2 separate regions of the Homo sapiens genome follow, and region 2 is linked to region 1. A link is an interaction called in ENCODE POLR2A ChIA-PET data of the cell type or tissue named here. Cell type or tissue: Panc1. All regions are shown on one strand. Links, peaks and the distances in the headings refer to the core of each region. The heading gives the core; the rest is flanking DNA.

Region 1 (4,402 bases), core at 303-4,302:
CTACAGGTTAGTTTTGCTCTGGCTCATTTTGGCAAAAACAATAAAGCCTGTTTCCTAGGGGTCAAACATTGTTTTCTTGTTTGCTACTAGGATCGTATCATATACTCGAGACTTACCGCATATTACAGTGGATCGATTAGTGTCAAAGGCTTTAAACATGTGGGGCAAAGAGATCCCCCTGCATTTCAGGAAAGTTGTATGGGGAACTGCTGACATCATGATTGGCTTTGCGCGAGGAGGTAAGAAAGATTCCTGTAGGCTAATCCTGTGTCCTGTTTTGTTTGTTCATGGTTTATATCAGTGCTCTTTTCTTATGAAGATTAAAATCCTTTAATGAGATATGATTGGTAGATAGATAGTTAATAGATAGATTTAGCAATATTATTATAATTTTTATAATCTGGTAATATAGAGCCACTTTTTATAGCAGCAGTTGGCAAACTATGATGCATGAGCCAAATCCAGCCCACCTTCTGTTTTTGTAAATAAAGTTTTACTGGAACACAGTCAGGCTCCTTCATTTCCCTATTACCTATGACTGTTTGGGCTCAGGCTGCAACTGTGACAGAGATCACAAAGCTTAAACACTTGTTATCTGACCCTTTACAGAAAAAGTTTGCCAACCCCTGTTTTGTAACGTGAATTATTATTTATATATACAGTCATGCACTGCTTAACAATGGGAATACACTCTGAGAATGAGAACTTTGGCAATCTTGTCACTGTGCTAACATCATAGAATACACTTACACAAACCCAGGTGATACAGCCCACTATCCACCTAGGCTACATAGTATAGCCTATTGCTCCTAGGCTGTAAATCTATACAGCATGTTACTATACTGAATACGGTAGGCAACTGTAACACAGTGGCAAGTATTTGTGTGTCTAAACGTATTTAAACATTGAAAAGGTAATGTATTGAGCTATGACATTATCACAACTACTATATCACTAGGCTATAGGAATTTTTCAGCTCCATTATAATCTTATAGGACCATTGTATATGTGATCTGTTTACTGAAAGATCATTATGTAGCACATGACTATATGTTTACAATATATCTACCTAACATCGATATTAAATCAACAGAAAGAGTCGCAGCTTCCAAAGGCCTCAAGAGTCCCCTGAGAAGTGGTATATGACCTGTTGCTAATGCCTTTCATGTGGCAAGGAAGTAGGAAATGGAAACTTTCATATTAAAGAACTTAAAAATATATAACACAGCAGGGTGTGGTGGCTCACGCCTGTAATCCCAGCACTTCGGGAGGCCAAGGCAGGTGGATCATCTGCGGTCAGGAGTTCAAGACCAGCCTGGCCAATAGGGTGAAACCCCATCTCTACTAAAACAAAAATTAGCTGAGCATGGTGACGCATGCCTGTAATTCCAGCTGCTTGGGAGGCTGAAGCATGAGAATCGCTTGAACCTGGGAGGCAGAGGTTGCAATGAGCCAAGGTCACACCACTGTATTCCAGCCTGGGCAACAGAGCAAGACTATGTCTCAAAAGAAAAAAAAAAAATATATATATATATATTTTTTTTTTTTACGTGGGTTTTTCTATATGTAAAACCCATTTTTTTAGTATATGTGTTATATATGTGTGTGTGTGTATATATGTATATATAAAACCCATATACATAAATTGTTCTTAATTGCTAGTGTTTCATGGTGCAAATTTAGAGAAAAATGTTGCCCATTTCAGTCTGTTCTATGTGGAATGGTCCGGCTACTGTAGCTGAAATTTGAACTTCAACCCACAATATTGACAACACCGAAGAAAATGTTATGGGAAAGCACTAATCATGGCACTACAAGTTTTTTAAGAGCTAGATAAACTGGACTGGCCTCATATCACCTCGAAGATAACCAGCTCTGCATCACACATTAAAGGACTATAAAAAGCCATTTTAAGAGATCTTGAGCATGGCTCTCTAAGAGACTATTTACTATGCCCACGAAGAATAAGCTAGGTTTTTAAGAAAAAAAAAAAAAAAAACCTATGAAATGGTGCACAAATTACTTGCCAAATGTGGTATTCATATTCATTCTCCCTCCCACCACCCTTTGGCCGAGCAAAGTGGTCAAATTTAACAAAAGCTTAAATGCAACCTTAAGTTAGATATAACTGCATTTTAAGTCCTGTATCCAGTAAGCTTTCAATATATGGTGATTATCAGTGATGAGCAATGGTTCTGTGAAAGGAAAAGTGTCTGGGCCAAGAAAGCACCCAAACTACCCTGTGAGTGCAACCGACAGCACATAACAATGTCAGCTACTTGCACTGGGCTGCCTTTTTTTTTTTTTTAATTTATTTTTTGAGATGGAGTTTCACTGTTGTCACCCAGGCTGGAGTGCAGTGGCGCGATCTCAGCTCACTGCAACTTCCGCCTCCTGAGTTCAAGCAATTCTCCAGCCTCAGCCTCCCAAGTAGCTGGGATTACTACTTGGTGGCATGTGCCACCATGTCCAAATTTTTGTATTTTTAGTAGAGACGGGGTTTCACCATGTTAGCCAGACAGGTCTCAAACTCCTGACCTCAGGTGATCCGCCCACCTCGGCCTCGCAAAGTGAGCCACCATGCCTGGCCTGGACTGGGCTGCTTTTTCTAGCCTCAATAATCGTATAAACTGAAAAATAAAATGACTGGAGAAAAAAAAAATCAGTCACTAAGAACAATCACTCCATTTTCTTTCAGCTCATGGGGACTCCTACCCATTTGATGGGCCAGGAAACACGCTGGCTCATGCCTTTGCGCCTGGGACAGGTCTCGGAGGAGATGCTCACTTCGATGAGGATGAACGCTGGACGGATGGTAGCAGTCTAGGTATAGCATCTCATGTCTCTTCTACTCCACATCCGTTTTAAAATCCTGGACTTACACTAAGTTAAATAATTATATTAATTTATAATAAGTATTGAGCCCTTGCTAAGTGCCAAACACTGTACTATATGCCTGAAATGCATTATTTCATGTAATATACTCATAATGCTACACACAGAAGATGGACACTCAGGCTATGGAGTCAAGCACCACTGATCCAATTTGCTGTACGTCTACCAATTACTCTGTGTCATTGGGCAAGTTATTGAATTTCTCTGAGCCTCAGTTTCCTCCTCTGTGGAATGGAAATATAAATAGTTCCCACATCAAGGAGTCTTTAAATTAAATGAGATAATGCTTATACAGTGCTTGGAATGTATTAATAATTAATTAAATTATAGCTCTTTCTTCATATTTCCAAAAAATACATGCCCCAAATGGAAAAGAAAGAGAAGTAGAAACTATGATATTTGAGAAGTATATGCAATTCTGGAATTATTCACTATTTTCCAGAAAGAACCAACTCCATGATTTAGTATATCATATTTATCATTTTACATAGTAGGATATTATAGGCACATGAGAGAACTAATGGAGAAGAGCTCTGGCATAAATAATCCCAATTAGAGACAATTTTTTTAAGGCTACCAACTGGCCCTAAAAGGGAAATTTGTACTTGTGTTTGGCAAAAGGAATTCACCATAGCTTGCTGTCTTGCTGTGAAAATCTATGTTAAATTGTGATGCTGCCTCCCATTTGCATCTGGCATATTCTTTTCATTCTTCTTTCTTCCCACTTAAGGTAGGTTAAAGGCAGCTTCCTTCAATTCAATGCAACGCCACCAGAGCTCAGGCCACTCCTCAAACGCACGGGCTCACACCTTCCACATACTTGCAAAGCCTTTCAATGAGTATGAGGGAGAACAAAGGATATATGTAATACAAGTTAATGAATCAAAATCAAAAACAAAGCCCAGCATTGCCTAGAGACCCTGCCTTTCAATCTTCGCTTTCTCAAAGCCACCATTCTCTCTTCTGATATCCAAAGTCACTAACATTTATTGAATGGCCGTGACTTCCCAAATATTGAGAAACTCTAGCTATCATGACAAATCTAGAGGGCAGAAATTACTGTCTCTGTTTAACAGATGAGAAACTGAGACTCAGCAACATCAATTAATCTGTCCAGAGTTGTCCAGCTAGTAAGTAGTGGAGCTACATTTCAAACCTAGGTCTTAGTGCTTTTAAAACCTTTGCTTTCCACTGCAGAGTATTGCTGCCTGAATGAAAGAAGCAAATAAAAAAAATTACACATTTTTAATAAGCAGAAGTAGTGATGAGATTAAAGCACTCCTATTCTGATTAACCTTCTAACCCCTCTCCACTTTTGAAAGCCTAGAAACAAATAAGTAAGCTACCGTGGGCTAAAACTTGGGTATTTTTCTTTAGTTTTTTTAAATTATGATATCATATATATAATATTACATAATGTATGTAGCTATTTTTATCATTACTGTTTGTCACTTCTTCGGTTGTAGGGATTAACTTCCTGTATGCTGCAACTCATGAACTTGGCCAT
Region 2 (4,402 bases), core at 97-4,096, 110 kb after region 1:
GTGTGAAGATTTCTGTAGTTTTTAGGTACATTGAAGGTATGTGAAGAAGTCAGATTTGTTAACATTGTTGAGAACCTGTCATTTCCTTATGAATTTCTTGGGGTCTGTTCTTTTGCTTAGAGATGTTGACAAAAGTCCAACTCTATAAAAAGTATCTACTTTTCTCCATCAGGTCTATCGTATTTTGTTTTATATATTTCTCATCTTGTATATGAAATATATTTTCCTGTTAGATTAATCCATTTATGAGATGTCTTTTCTTTTTAAAAAATTTCTAGTGATACTTTTCACCTTAAAGACTTGCATATGATATTAATAGAGTTGTTATCTTTTTTTTCTGGCCAGTAGTTGTATTGTAAAATTTCTTTTCTTTACTCTTACTTTCAATACTTTTTAGCATTTCTATATCTTATATTTAAGTTGTATTACTTATAAACAGTTAAATCCAGTCTCATAATCTCTGTCTTTTAAATGGCCTGTTGATTCTGTTTGCTTTTGTTTTTGAAATGGAGTTTTGCACTGTTGCCCAGGCTGGAGTGCAATGGTACGATCTCGGCTCACTGCAACCTCCGCCTCCTGGGTTCAAGTGATTCTCCTGCCTCAGCTTCCTGAGTAGCTGGGATTACAGGCATGCGCCACCATGCCCTAATTTTGTATTTTTAGTAGAGACAGGGTTTCACCATGTTGGGTCAGGCTGGTCTTGAACTCTTGACCTCAGATGATTCGCCTCCCTTGGGCCTCCCAAAGTGCTGGGATTACAGGCATGAGCCACCGTGCCTGGCCTCTATTTGCTTTTAATATACCTTTAATATGATGTATAGACTGGTTCTTGAACATGAGTAGAATTTCGCAGAGCTGAGAATGGGTGGGAAGCAGCCCAGGCACCTGAAGTAACATAACAAAGCAACAGAAATAAAAATGAACTGCCTGCTAGGGGATAGGTGGTAGATAGATCTTCCTCCTGGGGCAGAAGGGTAGGCAGCAGAGGGCAACTGGGGCCTTGTCTGTAATGGTGAAGAGTTCAGACATACCTTGGGTGCCCCCCAACTGTATATGCTCCAGACTGTGCTAGGCACTTGCACACGTTTTCCCAGAACTGTGTCTGACACTTTGATAGAATGAAATGAAAATATAAGACATCGTTCTTACAATTAATTCATTTGAAAAGATAAACAAGACCTGGGAAAATACTGTTTCTCTATAATCATACGGCACTTCCGACACCAGATGTGTGTTTTTTTTTTTTCCCACCTCTGCCAGTTCTCAGACATCAGCTGAGTGTCCTACAATCCAATTCAGTTCTGACTCTATCTACTACCTATCTGGATTTAGTGTCAGATCCCACCAGTTAAGGTCTCAGCCCACAAGACTGCCCTCAGTTTAGATGCTAATTGCACGTTCAGCTCTTGTACTCCTAATTAACTATAAATCAGGCTTTCCCATAACCCCCTCCTTGGGTTAGATAATTTGCTAGAATGGCTCCCAGAACTCAAGGAAACACTTTATTTACATTTATTGGTTTATTATAGAGGATATAACTCAGGAGCAGCCAAATGGAAGAGATGGTTAGGGTAAGGTCTGGGTGTGGAGGAATGGTGCGCAGAGCTTCGATACGCTCTCTGGGAACACCGCCGTCTCAGCACCTCCATGTGTTCACCAACTCAGAAGCCCCTCAGATCTCAGTACAGGAGTTTTTATAGAGCTTAATTTCTAGCTTTCCCAAAGGTTGATGGATGGGGCTGAAACTTCCAACCCGCTAATCACCTGGTATTTCTGGTGAGGAGCCCATCCTGAGGCTATCTGTGGGCCCTATGCTATGGCAGTTGATTAGCCAAAAACTCAGGTTTGAGCAAAAGGGGGGGTCCTCATGAATAACCAAAGACGCTCCCATCATTCAGGAAAATCCCAAGGGATTTTAGAAACTCTGTGCCAGGAACCAGGGACAAAGACCAAATATATTTTGTATTGTAACACACAAGATACATTAATTTTTAAAATAATAATAAAAGTTCAGAAAAATGAACAGTAGGTGTTCGATAGAAAGGAAATTGCCTGAGGAGGAGGTGAAAATCAAACTGGCCCCTGGCATACATATTGTAACTGTGTTGTTTCCTTCTTGTCCTTACTAGACCACCCTCCATGCTGATAAGGATCACGTCTCTTCTGTGTGTGCAGAGCCTCCTAGCATAGTTCTCGGTACAGAGAAGGTACTAAACCAGCCTATGGAAAGACATGAGGGAGGAGCAAGCTGTCAGCCTAACAGGGGTGTGATAAGGAGGAATAGCAGAGTGAATTCTGCTCCCTGGAGAGCAAGGATGCCAGGATGAGAGGCTTGGGGAGTTTTGAGCAGGAACAGAGGGAAAATATCAGTCTAGCCTGATGCTCTTGTGGCTGTGATTCATGCTTTTTTTTTTTTTTTGTAACTAACAGGGGTTATTGTGGATTGAGTCTGTGGAAACGGAATGGAATGGGCAAGACCTATGGGAAAAGCGTAAGGAAGCCTGGACACTGTCTACAGTGCCCCGTCAACTTTGCCCATCTGGTAGTCTCATCCCCTAGGAAGCCAGGCTGCTTTTCTCACCCTCTCTGCTCAGCTTCTTTGCAGTTCAATTCCAGTTCTGGGAATGAACAGGATCACCTTTCAGGCTATGTTTCCTTACACAGACCTGAACTATGTCTCGGTTGTTAGTTCTCATCGTCCTTAAGACAGGTCATTATCACTTTAACTGGAAGTGCCTCTTTCATTTATTGCCAGAGGAAACAAACATCCTATTTATGTTCATAGATATTAGTGGAATGAATGATAGTTTAACTAAAATGTGGTAGTAAATTTACTGCAGATATACTGTAACTTATTGGAATCCCTAGTTGTTACTTTTCTGTGATCATATACAATTGTTTTTCCCTTTTTAAATTTTAGTTTTTGAGTTTAAAAATTCAGGAATTTATAAAACATTTTCAGAAAATGTACAGTTCTTTATCATGATGTGACTTTTTTTAAGCTCAGTTTTCTCTTAGATTTTTTTTTTTTTTGAATCTAGATTTATCTAGTTTGTTTGTTTGTTTGTGACGGAGTCTTGCTCTGTCACCCAGGCTGGGGAGCAGTAGCGTGATCTCGGCTCACTGCAACCTCTGCCTCCCAGGTTCAAGCAATTCTCCTGCCTCAGCCTCCCGGATTACAGACGCCCGCCACCATGCCCAGCTAATTTTTATATTTTGAGTAGAGACAAGGTTTCACCATGTTGGCCAGGCTGGTCTCGAATTCCTGACTCGGGTGATCTGCCCGCCTGCCCGCCTGGGCCTCCCAAAGTGCTGGGATTACAGGTATGAGCCACCACACCCGGCCTGTCTAGGTTTTTTAAAAGATCTTTTTTTTTTTAATCTAGATTTTCAATAGTGTGGATTTTTGATCTCCAGGTAATTTGAATTCAGAAGAATGTTTAGAATGAATCTGTTGACTCCGTGCAATGAGGAAAGGCCTCTTTGCTTTCTAAGCAATGAATGTTTCTGGAATTACACTGATATTTAGTTGATGGGGTAAGGTTGTAAATTCTATAGGAAAGAGATTCTCAAGGTTTTCATGTTTTAAAAAATTCCCAGAACCCCATATAAGAGTTCTTAAATTTACTCAAGCTGCAGACCATTCTTAGAATCACAGACCCCTCAAAATAACTATGGCACCAGAAATTTATGGTTTATGTCTTGAATAGCTTAGTACTTTTGACAACTATACTAGGAAATGAAAAGCTGCTACTGTCCCATTTAAAAATAACTGAGATTTTTAAAAATTGGATGTGTATTTTCAACTCTGGTTTAAGTGTGTATTTGATGCCCTGATGAAAACAAATTGTCATCCTTAACTTTGAGATATTTAGGTTAAAGGAGAATAATATTATTAAATATTTAATAAATATTTTTGGACTCAAGGTTATAGGAATAAGGTTAAGTTATTTCAACACAGCAGAGATAGTCGGAATGAATCCAGACTTTGAGGAGTACTTTTACTTGAAACTAGAAAAATGGACTGCTTCACAGTGTCCTTGGCCTTGTTGCAATATGGTGGCTGTCTGGTATTAACAGAAAAAGGTCTGGGCCTCACTTTCTTCTTTTTGGGTGTTTGCATTGATAAATCAAAAATATCCCAGTAGTGTGTTCTTCCATAAGATGTTACTCGGATGGTAGTTACGGTAACCATGGGAGCTCGGATATCTCACAGTGCCTACTCCTCAGCCTCCCATAGGGAATTGTACAGTGCAGCTCTGTAGGGGAGTTACATTTAATGAAATTAATGGTTATAAAGAATTAATTGAGCACTTCTCAGGGACTGTGGGAAGTACTTAACACAGATTATATCAGTGAATTCTCCCAGACTCTTGTGATAGCCCTGATTTATAGACCAGAA

What was found. Peaks named below come from ENCODE experiments on the same cell type or tissue, not always from the same donor. Only the 100,000 strongest peaks of a DNase experiment are listed, where the experiment ranks them.
Region 2: POLR2A ChIA-PET joins it to region 1 with 6 read pairs; 1 of 35 experiments calls an interaction of 5 or more read pairs at or near these places.

What each region holds. Positions count from the first base shown.
Region 1 is chr11:102,523,361-102,527,762 of GRCh38, reverse strand. It overlaps MMP7 (matrix metallopeptidase 7), which reads left to right. Exons shown (of 6, transcript NM_002423.5): 2 at 1-6; 3 at 91-239; 4 at 2,699-2,827; 5 at 4,362-4,402. Among named protein-coding and RNA genes, the nearest start is that of MMP7, 5.2 kb to the left of the region's middle. In Panc1, for the core only: no CTCF peak of the experiment used is centred there; no DNase peak of the experiment used is centred there; H3K27ac peaks cover 1,755 bases.
Region 2 is chr11:102,408,529-102,412,930 of GRCh38, reverse strand. All of the region lies in intron 2 of TMEM123 (transmembrane protein 123), which reads left to right. Among named protein-coding and RNA genes, the nearest start is that of TMEM123, 42 kb to the left of the region's middle. In Panc1, for the core only: no CTCF peak of the experiment used is centred there; no DNase peak of the experiment used is centred there; H3K27ac peaks cover 2,663 bases.